3 separate regions of the Mus musculus genome follow, and all the other regions are linked to region 2. A link is a loop called in an ENCODE intact Hi-C map of the cell type or tissue named here. Cell type or tissue: heart. All regions are shown on one strand.

Region 1 (4,000 bases), 200 kb before region 2:
CATCTAACATAGCCAATATGATCTTACATGATCTAGAAGCTTCTACCACTGATATCCTATTTTTCTACTTCCTCTGTGCGTGTTCCAGCCACAATTTTTTTTCTTTTACTATAACAGGAAGCTAATGTCTATCTTAAGGCTTTAGCAATTGACATTCTTCTTTGAATATTTTTGGATCTCTGCATTAACCACAGCCTATCATTGTGTTCAAATCAACTGCCATTTCTTTAAAGATTATTTTTAAATTTTATTTACATTTCTGTTTTGTTTTGTTTTGTTTAAAGATTGATTTATTTTATGTATATGAGTACACTGTTGCTCTCTTCAGACACACCAGAAGACGGCATCAGATCCCATTACAGATAGTTGTGAGCTACCATGTGGTTGCTGGGAATTGAACTCAGGACCTCTGGAAGAGCAGTCAGTGCTCTTAACCAGCCCCTGCTTTAAAGATTAACTTGAGAAACAAACACTTCCAAGCTTTACTCTCTACCACATCATCCTCTGTTACTTTCTTCATAGCAGTTACCTTTGCCTGGAATTATCTTACTTACACGGATATTTACATTTTATTGTCTCTTTTCTGTTTCTCAAATTTAAAAGGCAGACTCGGAGGTGGGGAAGGGGGAGGGGAGAGAGAGAGAAAGAGAGGAGAGAGAGAGAGGAGAGAGAGAGAGCGAAGTTGGGTGAAGAGATGTCTCAGTTGTTAAGAGCACTGGCTGCTCTTCCAGAGGACCTGGGTTCAATTCCCACCCACATGGCAGTCTGTAACCCCAGTTTCAAGGGATCCGACACCATCACACCAATGCACATACGATAAAATTAAATAAATTATTTTTAAAAAGAGACTGGCCCTATATGTTGCTACTTAAAATTCTCTGGCATAAAATAGGTGTTCATCTTATACTCTGTTTTACAATTTTCTAACCATTGACACTCAAATATCCCTCAGTCACTAACCTTCCTAAACCTCCTCTACATAGAAGTTCCCAATTACCATTCTTCACAGAACAGTCACTAACCTCCACTCAACTCCAGTGACCTTACAGAACCTTCTATCATAAAACCCTGAAAACTCACAAAGCCTTGGCCTCAGAGTCCTAGTCACAGAATCATAATAATTATTATTAATTCCTACCAAGAACCCCATCACTAAAGGGACAGTTAGGACTACTGATACCCTTTCTCCCTAGATGACAATCTGCCATCCAAATAGGCACTTCAATATAAGACTTCTTGTATTCCACCAACTGTCATCTGCTCATTAGCCTCCAGGTTCCCCCCTCACTGCCAGTCATAGCACACAAAACGAGGACTCTTAAAGACATTGCTTATTAGACTTCCAGAAATGCCACCATTACTGACCCCAAGGGCTCAAATTCTAATCCCCACATATTCCAAATGAACCAGTTCTCCAAATCTCAATACTGCCCCTCCCACAGTGCAGCCTGTAATCCCCAGTTACCTAAAACACCAGCTCCCAAGCAGTTCAAATTCTAATCCTTGTAGGGCTTCCCGTCTGTAATACATCACAAAGCCCTCATTTCAGATCTTGCTAGCTTTCCAGACCCAGACTCAGTCACTGTGACTATTACAGATGCCTCCCCGCTCCCAAGCATCACTTACCTAGACAGATCCGTCAAAATACTGATTTCCGAAAGTTACAGCAATCCCCAACTCCATATGCCCCCAATATCACGGGCACTTAATACTCCATATGCCCATAATACCCCAATACCTTGGTCCCTTAGAACACCGGCCTTCCCAAAAGACTATTCAACAACAACGCCACAGATTCTCAAATCTCGTCCACTAGGACTCCAGTCACCCTCCAATCACCGACAACCAAACCAACCCCAAGCCCTTACCGCCCTCACCGCATCGCTTTCCGCAGGCTCGGATGTAGCCATCTCCTCCGGACGCCTGGCTTTGTCCGCACTCCTCCGATCCAGCGCCTCTGGCTTTGTCAGGTCCTCGATGGAGTCAGAGGCCGATATGGCGGCCACCCCGGGCACCGCTTCAGAGGGTCCGGGGGCTTCGATGGCGGAGACCTGCGGAGATTGCTTGTGGGCGCGGCCATCTTGGCATGGACCCCGCCGTACAACGGAGGCGCGGGCGCCTCTGGGATCACTGTGCCGGCAGGGCTGGCGATTCGTGAGTCCTGGTTCCCGGAGCTGCGACGTGTCCCAGGCAGGAAGTGCTCAGAGGAGCTGCTGCGCGGGACACGCACCCCAGACCTAAATTCGGGAGGCGCGGGGAGGCCTCGCCTCGGGGGTTCTGTTACAGAATTCGGAATTACTTTTCCAAAGGGTTTTCCAGTTGCGGTTGCCGGGGAAACCCGGGAAGCAGGATGAGGAATCCAGAAAGAGAAAGAAACCAGAAAAGCTGGTCTAGACTAGTAACGTTGACTTACAGAGAGAAGACATTTATCGCTAAGACATAGCAAAAATTCTTTGGATTACTGTTATAATGGAGAGGGGAGGGAAGAGGCCGACAGCGAACACGGCACTCCTGGTGAGAGCCCAGCACTGGTGAAGACATTTCCTCAGAACTGCACAGCTGTTAAAATGACTTCTCAGTGCACTACTTAACAAGCTCATTGCGTTTACTCAACAGTTTTTATGTAGAATTTTTGATATGTAAATATGTACAATCCATGTGCAGGATGAAGAACAGGACTACACAACCTTCATCCCCCTCCTCAGTTTGGATTCGCAGTAGGGCAGAGATGGTGAGATTACTGCAAATGCGTGGTTTCTCATTGATTGACTCAACACCCCTATTGGAAAATGGATCCAGTGAGGAGACTGCCTGCAATCCCATTACGCAGGAAGCAGGGGCAGTGTTTTCAAGACTAGCCTTGTTATATAGAGTGAACTTGAGGTTAGCGTGAGCTATCCAAAGCACTTGTCTCAAAAGGGCAAAATAAAATAAGGGTTTTTATAGCTTTATTCAATGTACAGCGGGAGAAAGAACAGAACTGATTTGTGGGGGCCAGAGTATAAATATAAGAGTTAGTTCTCTCTTTATGGGGATCCAGGGACTTCACTCCGTTCTCCAGACTTACCTACCACAATGGTTGCTATTTACACTCCGAGCCTTCTCACAGGCACTAACATTTTAAGCTGTTGCTGTTTTTCCTGAAGTCCCCTTCTGAAAACAGAACCTAGGGCCTTGTGCTTACTAGGCAACTAACTACTCTGTACTGAGCTAAAGCCCAAAGCCCAAATTAAAAACAAACAAACCTGTTTTGCATGCCGCCCCCGCCCCCGCCCCCACCCCCACCCCGTCTGCTTGTCTCCCTTAGTTTCACCTCCAGTTCTTGAGCCTCTGGTAATGGGGTATCCACCAGAGAAGACTGCTCAGACATGGGTTCAAGCCAACAGAAAAGCTAGCCAGTGACTTCCCTGGGTGTTTGGGATCCCAGTGTAACACTGAGCCTTCCTCGGGATGTGCTTTTAAGTACAAAAAAACATGTTCTGGGTTGACATATTTCAGCTAACAAGAACAGTTAGCCAGAAACAGAACTGCAGAAGCAAAAAAGCAAGGAACTTAGAGTTTGTATACATAGCACCAGACCAACCTCCAACACTTTCTTTAACCTTTCTCACCTTCCTCCCCCCGCAACCCCCCCACCCTGCCTTCCCCCCTCCCCTCCAGGAGAGAAATGATAAATGAGGAGCGAGGGGTGAGGGGAAGAGAGATCCTCAAATCTAAACTTTGCTTTGTTTCTTCCCTGACCACTACCAATAGCAACCTGTAGGCAGCACCCTAAATCCACCGAAATACCAATAACTACCTACCCCACCTCTTGGGAATGAGGGCATTGTGTTTCTTGCTGTCTGATGGCAATGGCATCTTTGGATGAAAATTGGGATGTTGGCCAAGTCCTGGGAGAGTTGGTTGTTTCGTTTGCTGTCCAGGAAAGAGCATGCCTTACTGAGGCAGTCTGAGAGGCTAGACCACCTGCAGCCAGCTGCTTTGACTTCATTGGTTTGTT
Region 2 (4,000 bases):
GTAGGACCTTCGCCTGCTCCCAGGCACCAGGCCCCTGTCACTAACTGCAGTCCCCCATAGATTTGTGGCCATCAGTCATGTAAGGGCAATGCCCCAAGCCCCCCACCCCCAACATAGATGAGGCATCACTAACATCTCAGACCAAGACAAGAGGAAAAGAAACGTGACCACCATAGGATCAAGCCAGATCTCCATTCTAATGAGTTGCCTAAAGGCCTGGAGGGCATAAGCAATAAGCTTTCCTTCCCAGACACTCCTCCCTGCAAAATGTATTTAACCTCAGGCCCACCCTGAGAAGTGGGGGCATGATTTTATACATCCACTTTCCTCTATGACAATAAATGCCTTACTACTATGGACTGCCTCTTTTCATCGGGATCCACCATGGGGAGCCATGGAGAAGGCCTTCGACTATAGAGCCACTGTCTAGTCCTGTAGAAGGCCTTTCTGCACTCCCAGCCACCACTGCCCACCAAGCCCAAGCCCAAGCCTGCAGTCAAGCCAAGGACTCTCCCCGTGTGACCAGCCATTGTTCCCCTTCCCCCCACCACACACAGCCAGCCAGCTGCTCCCCCACTCCATTCTCAGCTCTTCTGGGGCTCCCAGCGGGGCCTGGATGTTGGAAAGCCTGAGAACCGACCACCCCAGCCTCATCACAAGCAGGCAGACCCCCAAACCAGCTCCCACTGTTCCATGCCTCAGACTGCCCGCTTTCCCACCAGCAATGTCCTGGGGCTTCCCTATGGCCCAGCACCAGCCCTGAGCTGGCATGAGGTAAGTGCAGTCAAACTCCCTGTGTCCTGCCTCCCCAAGCTGCAGAGCAGACTCAAGACCCACAACCCTACACTAACTTTTCTTAAGTTCTAGACTCTACCATTATTGGGTTTTTTTTTTTCACTTTAGTAACTAAAAATTTTTGCCTCTTAAAAAAATTATTTAATTATGTATTGGGTGTTGGTGAAAGCACACAATTCACAAGCATCGGTCAGAGGACAACATCTGGGGTCAGTTCTCTCCTTCTACCATGTGGGGCATCACACTTAGCACAGGTTCCTTTACCCACTAAACCGTCCCACATTCGCATTCTTTGTATTATTTTAATACAGACACCTTGGGAAACTTGAAAAATTATTCCAGTTTTATAAAGTTGAAGCAAACAGTTTAGTTAATATCAGAAGCCGGGCAGTAGTGACACACACCTTTAATCCCAGCACTCTGAAGTCAGAGGCAGGAGGATGTCTGTAAGTTTGAGGTCAGCCTGGTCTACAGAACATGTTCCAGGACAGCCAGGGCTACACAGAGAAACCCTTCTTGAAAAACAAAAAATGTGGGCTGGAGAGATGGCTCAGCAGTTATGAGCACTGATTGCTCTTCCAGATATCCTGAGTTCAAATCCAGCAACCACATAGTGGCTCACAACCATCCGTAATGAGATCTGACACCCTCTTCTGGTGTGTCTGAAGACAGCTACAGTGTACTTACATATAATAAATAAATAAATCTTTGGGCTGGAGCAAGCAGGGAGAGCGGGGCCTGAGCAAAAAAAAGAAAAACAAAAAACAAAACAAAACAAAAAAAAAGCTAAATCAGCATTCTATAAAAGTTACACATAGGGGCTGGAGAGATGGCTCAGTGGTTAAGAGCATTGACTGCTCTTCCAGAGGTCCTGAGTTCAATTCCCAGCAACCACATGGTGGCTCACAACCATCCGTAACAAGATCTGGCGCCCTCTTCTGGAGTGTCTGAAGACAGCTAGTGTACTTACATATAATAAATAATTTAAAAAAAAAAAAAAAAACAAAGTTACACTTAGACCACTAAAATAAAAAGCTAAATGATAGTGATCTACATGAAAGTTTTGCTATAGTGTGCATTCATAGAAATTATTATTGCGTGCATCCAGAACGAAACAAAACACTACAATGTATAGGAAACATTTACACTTCTCTCAGGAGGCTTAGCACAGCAAGGGGTGATCTAATCAAAACACTGGCCCGTGACATTTCAAAACTGCTTTATTCTATCAGATACTACTTTCTACCAGATCCTTACGTAGAGAAATGGAAGTCAGCTCCAAGGGGGAAAGGAAGAAACACTTAGAAAAACAACAACAACAACAATAATTCCCTACTTGCGAGGGAACTTTCTGAAAGCCTCACCACTAGAGAGCAATAATGAGTACGAGTTAAAAGCGCGGCTCGGCGGCTCGCGACCTGCCACGTTACTAATTCTACTACTACGGCTCCAGAACGACCTTTTCTCACCAGAATGTTTTTTGGTTTTTTTCGGGCTTGTACTCTTGTCCGTGACTGAGATGACTAAAACAGAATAAGCTCGTTGCGCGTAACTCGGCATTAGTAAGTCCTCGAAAAGGAAGTGCTCTTCTAATTGGAGTTGTTCGGGGCAGGGCCTTGAGTGTGGAAGTGAGTCTGTTCAGCTCGGCAAACGCGCATATTTTTGTAACCCCCACAACTTTCATGTAAGGATTTTTTTTTTAAAAAAAACCTTATCTCTGATGGCCTAACATTCATTGGAGCTACTACTGCTGATATGCTCTTTATCTGGAGCCTTCATGGACCCTTTATTTCAAAGAACACAGACAAAGAATAGGCTGTAGACAAGTAAACCCACAACAAACTAGGCCGCAGCTCCTCCACCACATCTCTATTTTAGCCTTAGAAGGTCTTAGAGTTTAATATCTTCTTGAAGCCCAAACTGATTACGTAGCCACCGAGTTACGAGGGGCCCCCGAAGGACTTCCGTCGTGGACAACAGTCCTCTTTCCCAGCTCCAAGGCTGCAGAAGTCTAGGGAGAGATTTCCATGGCAACACAGGCCTCAGCTTCGAAATGGCGGAAGGCCTCCCGAAGGATAACAGAGACCCTCGTTTTGTTCCAGATTATGGTTGCGATCCGCAAACCTACCTCTTTTCAGGCCTCTGCAGTTCCCCAGAACCTCAACTCCCACCATGACTCCATTGCTGCGCAGCCCAAACTACACCTCCCAGGCTGCTCTGCGCCTCTCTTCCCATGCTCCTCTTCTCCCGCGAGGTTGTGTAGCTCTGTAAGGCCACGCCCCTCGACTCCAGCCGACCTTTGGCAACTACCATTCCCAAGATACTTCGCACGTAGTACGTTTCTGATACGTTTCCGGCCAGTGACGCACTTCCACTTTGCTAGGCGCGCGGTTCCCGGTCTGAAAAGTAGAACGCGGATTTGGCTAGGGCCTCGCGTCTCCGCCGCCCGGCATGGCCTCCTCACGAGCCTCCTCCACGGTACGGAGCTCTGGATCTAAGCTCAGGCCTGCCCTAGAGAGGCCGGGGGTTCCCGTGGGAAAGGGCCGTTACCTTACGGGTCTGGGCCGAGGAGGAGGAAAGCTGAGGGACCCTAGTGTGGACCTTAGTAGCCTTTTCCTGATGTCTTCGTGTGCTGCAGCTCTCTTTGCACTGCTCTTACTTAAGTCCTGAGCAGAGACCACTCTTTCTGGCTGCTCCAAAACACGGTGCTTTGGAATCGGGTTGTGTCCTGACTTAAGCTGTCCGACTCGTACTTACTATGATGAGGCTTCCCAACTTGTAATCGGCTCTGAAAGTATTTGAAATGTGTATTCCAGTCACATCGTGACTTGGTGCACCTAGAGCCACCCTGATTGTTTAGGTTGTTTTTAGTGTCTGCCCAGCAGTGAGAAGTTATTTTCGTAAAACCGGAGATTGCTTTTCCAGTCGATTAAAGTAACGGGCCCCAAAACAACCAAGACACTTCAGGCAGAAATTGATTGGTCGTATTTGTGTGCCAAACTTAACAAGAGCCTTAACTCGCACAAAGTCAGTTTCGACTTTCTCCTCTAGTTTTGAGAGGAAAGAAGATGAAAGTGCAGCGTTAGCTTCATTCTTTTGGGAAGCATGGTTTGCTGGAACTAAACCTTAGTCCGGGTCTTTGATTTAACAGACAACCAAAACCAAAGCGCCTGACGATTTAGTTGCTCCCGTTGTGAAGAAACCA
Region 3 (4,000 bases), 120 kb before region 2:
GGTGGATTATGAGTAACCAGCTGCTCTTGAATACAGGATTAAAAGCTGTAACCATAATATCCACAAGGAAGCTAGAACTAAGTGTGAAGGTCATCAGATTGGGGCAAAGCCAACGAAAACCTTCGAATGAATGAGGCTAAGTTGCTAATCTTTCCATGGGTAATAAGGGGGAAGGGGCATGCATTGGCACAAGAGCCTACTCATGGCTGCTACTGTGGGAGGCATAAAGCAATAAAAAGTAGCCCCAAATTTCCAACTCCCTCCATTGCTTTTGGGTTCCAGAGGCTTCAAAAGGCCTAGCCCATTAGCCACTGAGGTTAGATAGATTTTTACCCTCCTGTGAGTCCTGCAGATATGTTTTCTCTGAGGCTGTACAACTCCCCTTAGCTTTGGCCAAACTCTGTGTGACCCTGAGCTTAACCTTTTGCAGGTGGCTCTCTCACAGGGTGGAAATATTTGCTGTTAATCATGACAATGGCTTCCATTTATCACACAAGGCTCCACTGCCAGGTTTAATGCTGAGAATTCAACCTGTGTTTTCATCTAAGTCTTTCAACACCTATGTGACATAGACTCTAGTATATATTTATTTTTAAATCTGATCAGGAAGCTGAGCCTTAGATGTATAAAGCTGTTTATCTGAGGCCTCATGGCTAATACTCCAGAACTCAGGATTTGAGCTGAGATGTCCGACTCCAGTCTCAGTGTCTCAGCTAACCCTTGGTCAGAGTTCTTTGAGGGGAACATATGGGCAGATTGGTTGGCAAAGGATTGCCAAGTGTGTTTAAGAACGTATATGAAAGATTCTTGATGTTAGGGAAAGAATTAATGTTAAAAGTTTGATATATATTCCTGATAAAATTAAATCAGTGAGATGAAAAGACAATACACACACACACACACCAAAAAAAAAAAAAAAAAAAAAAAAAAAAAAAAAAAAAGCAATGGAAATACTAACGAGAGAAAAAGTTTATCAACCTAGTAAGAAAACAAATACAGCCTAGTGCGTGTGAGGGAGAATGAGAAAAAAGCAGTCCGTAAGCCGAAAGCAGCCCTGGGGTGTAATGGAATCTGAGCCCCGACCTTGGACTTCGGGACTGTGAGAAACAAATGTCCATGGTTTATAAGCCCGCAGTCTATTATAGTTTGTTAATGTAGCCCAAATAAACTAAGATTTTTTAAATTACCTACAAGGAAGATGAAAACCTTGTGCAATATAGAAACGTAATCATTGTGAGAATGTACACAGAAAGAAAATTACAACTGTGCACTGCTGTGTGCTCATCAGATTGTAGAAGATAAAGTGGCGACAGGGAGCGTCTAGGGCGTAGTTGATTTAATGCACTCCTAATTTGTTGTTTTTGTGTTCCTGGGATGAACCTTTTAATTTTGCACTCAACATGTGTTAAGCTTAACGAGATATCTGATCAAAAAGTAATAAACATTTTCATGCTAATTGCCAAGGCAAGGTCAATTACAGGTTGCCTGGGCCGCTGGGGATTTCGGAGATGTCGCACAACTCAGGGGTTGTGCGCGTGGGTCCCCCGCGGTTGGCGTGGCCTGGGCCGTGAGGTGGCGCGCGAGTGAGGACCACAACTCCCAGGCGCCCGCGCGCCACCTCACCGGGCCACGTGACTCGCGTGGCCAGGGCGCGGTAGCAGCCGCAATCCTAGTCGAGTCCCAAGTAGAGTCCTGAGTAGAGTCCCGGGCTGAGTCCCGAGCAGCGAGCGGACAGACGCGACCCGGGCGGCCGTCTAGTGTGCTCACCATGCCGGTGAGTCTGCGCTGTGCAGCGGAGGGGACGAAGGTGGACGGGCTGGGCGGTACCCTGGAGATCCTCGCAGCTCTCGACCCCGGGGTGGGGTGGGGGGGAATGTGTCATCGCCGCTGTCACAGCAGGAGTAGGGCTGGGGAGCGCGGCAGGAAAAGCTAGCTGTGGCTCTGGAAGTTTGTCCCTCTCTGTTAGGTAGGAGTCAGTCACTACAGCCAGGCCAGCCCCAGCTGGGACGCTGCAGGTGGGTTGGAGAGCAAGGACAGCTGTCCGCGGTCCCTTCCCGGGCTCTAACCAGATTTAGGGCATTCCGGAAAGGTTTCCTCCAAGGGTGGTCCCGCAGGGTTCAGCCCCTGAGTACACTCCCCCCGCCCACCCCCACCCCCACCCCCACCCCCGGCTCGGCCTGTCCTGGGCAGGTTCCTGGAACTGTTTCTTTAACATGGACCCAGTTACTCCCCCACCTCCCAATCTTTCCTATGAATCCGAAAGTAGGGCTTTCAACAGACGTGTTTTCCTGGTGAGGTTCCTCTTAGACAGAGAATGACAGCTTGCAAGACTCTGCTCTCTGAGGAAATCCTCTGTTTCTTCATGTCACAAAGGTGTCTGAATGTACGACAGGAAGTCTAGCCAGGCTGTTTGGTGGAGAGGCGTCCCACCTCCTGCAGATCCATTAGTACAGGAAATGGATGGGAAACCCTTAACAAAGGTCTCCAGGCAGTCAGCAGCACCACACAGGCCTCCATCCTTTTCTGGTGTCTGGTTAAAAACGAAGGCACTTTTCTTTAAATTTAACCACAAATAAAAGGAAAACAAAAAACAAAAAAAAAATCAAGTCTTGAGAATGGTTCTTTTCTTGGCTACGGTCCCTCCTCTGTGAGGTGCCGCCCTGCATAAAGCCTCGATAAACTGCCATAGAGGCAGATTTATCTCCAGTGGGAACTCGATAGGGTTCTGCCCTTGCATACCTCACCGCAGAACCTGCCAACTGAAAGCTGCGGTCCCTTTTCCTAAGTCTGGGTGTGCTGATTTCAAATCCTTTTCTTTAGCCAAAATACAGAAGTGAGGAAGGGCAGGGGGAACAGGAGTTTTGAACTCGGTAGGAAGTGGAATGAATCATTCCTTATGAGTGAGGACACCCTGCAGTCTGTCCTGACAGCTGCCTCCTGTTCCTGCTTCCCAACTCTCCCAGGCAGCTGCCTCTCCTCCCACAGGTGGCATTGTCTCCAGGACATCACTGGGCCTCCCTGCTCCTCCCTGCTTCTGTCCCCTCCTGTCCCCTCCTGTTTCCATCTCCCTTGCTAAGTGGTTCAGATGCCCCCAGCCTTCTCTCCTTGGTCTCAGCCTGCACATTTCTAGCATAAGAAAAGGAGAGATTGCTTGAGAGAGGTGTCTAGGTTTTCCTGTAGATGCAAAGGGTGTTGGCTTTTTTGTTTTTGTTTTGTTTTGTTTTGTTTCTTCTGAGGTAGTTGGCCTGGGTCCAAAGAATGATAGAATAAAATGAGTTGTGGAAACTCCCAGTTGACCAGATGAGCTACCAAAGACATTCCATTCATGCATGCCAACTGCTTTACCAGCCAGACTGGGTGAAGGCGTGCTGAGCACAACCTCCACCTGGCAGAGATGGTGCGGGAGGTCTCTCCTGCAGGCCTATGAAGGCACCTGTGGTATACATGGAGTTATGCCTGTTTGCTTCACAATATTGTTCTTTTGTGAGCATTTTCCCCAGGCCATTAACTATTCATGTGGAATTCTAACGAGGAGCCTCAGGATGGTGGAACTCAAAATTATTTTCCTATTTGGTACTATTTTAGCTATTTATATCTGCCAAGTGCTGCTTTCATATTAGGAAGATAAAGTACTCACTCACTAGTCATCATGATTCTGAAGTGACTACTCGTATCTCCAGATAGAGGCTCTTACGTAATTTACAGGGCCAGTACCTACCTGTACCTAGTAGACAGGGGATGGGGTGATTCAGACCGCTTCTCTAGGCATGCCCCTACAGACACCTGCCCCAGAAATACCCAGAGTGCTTATGGCGCATGCTACCATTTGAAGCTAAGAATGTCAGCTGGAAAGTTGTAGGACTCTAAGTGCATGGGCCTACAAACAAAAGCTCAGTTAAGTACCTGGCAATAGCGAAGGTGGGATGGGAACTAAACATGGTGCAAGCCTGTGCAGGGCCTCGGAAGACAGAGGGCTGTGCGGTGGTGCTATTCAATCAGA

The links. Peaks named below come from ENCODE experiments on the same cell type or tissue, not always from the same donor. Only the 100,000 strongest peaks of a DNase experiment are listed, where the experiment ranks them.
Region 1: it touches region 2 in a loop (3.0-fold over the local background); 5 of 42 quality-filtered maps call a loop at or near these places.
Region 3: it touches region 2 in a loop (2.6-fold over the local background); 5 of 42 quality-filtered maps call a loop at or near these places.

What each region holds. Positions count from the first base shown.
Region 1 is chr4:62,206,452-62,210,451 of GRCm38, forward strand. Zfp37 (zinc finger protein 37) reads right to left here and starts at 2,095. Exons shown (of 4, transcript NM_001290351.1): 1 at 1,878-2,095. The coding sequence starts at 1,910. It overlaps Gm30451 (a long non-coding RNA gene), which reads left to right and starts at 2,473. Exons shown (of 2, transcript XR_390634.1): 1 at 2,473-2,514; 2 at 2,665-2,951. In heart, a CTCF peak has its summit at 1,873; a DNase peak (open chromatin) is centred at 2,070; H3K4me3 peaks cover 2,368 bases; H3K27ac peaks cover 2,414 bases.
Region 2 is chr4:62,405,629-62,409,628 of GRCm38, forward strand. Cdc26 (cell division cycle 26) reads right to left here and starts at 2,997. Exons shown (of 4, transcript NM_139291.4): 1 at 2,924-2,997. Prpf4 (pre-mRNA processing factor 4) reads left to right here and starts at 3,155. Exons shown (of 14, transcript NM_027297.3): 1 at 3,155-3,273; 2 at 3,947-4,000. The coding sequence starts at 3,247. In heart, a CTCF peak has its summit at 2,194 (motif pointing right); DNase peaks (open chromatin) are centred at 603, 2,223 and 3,093; H3K4me3 peaks cover 2,217 bases; H3K27ac peaks cover 2,120 bases.
Region 3 is chr4:62,284,801-62,288,800 of GRCm38, forward strand. Slc31a2 (solute carrier family 31, member 2) reads left to right here and starts at 1,629. Exons shown (of 4, transcript NM_025286.3): 1 at 1,629-1,774. The coding sequence starts at 1,769. In heart, a CTCF peak has its summit at 1,526; DNase peaks (open chromatin) are centred at 1,731 and 2,331; H3K4me3 peaks cover 1,963 bases; H3K27ac peaks cover 1,608 bases.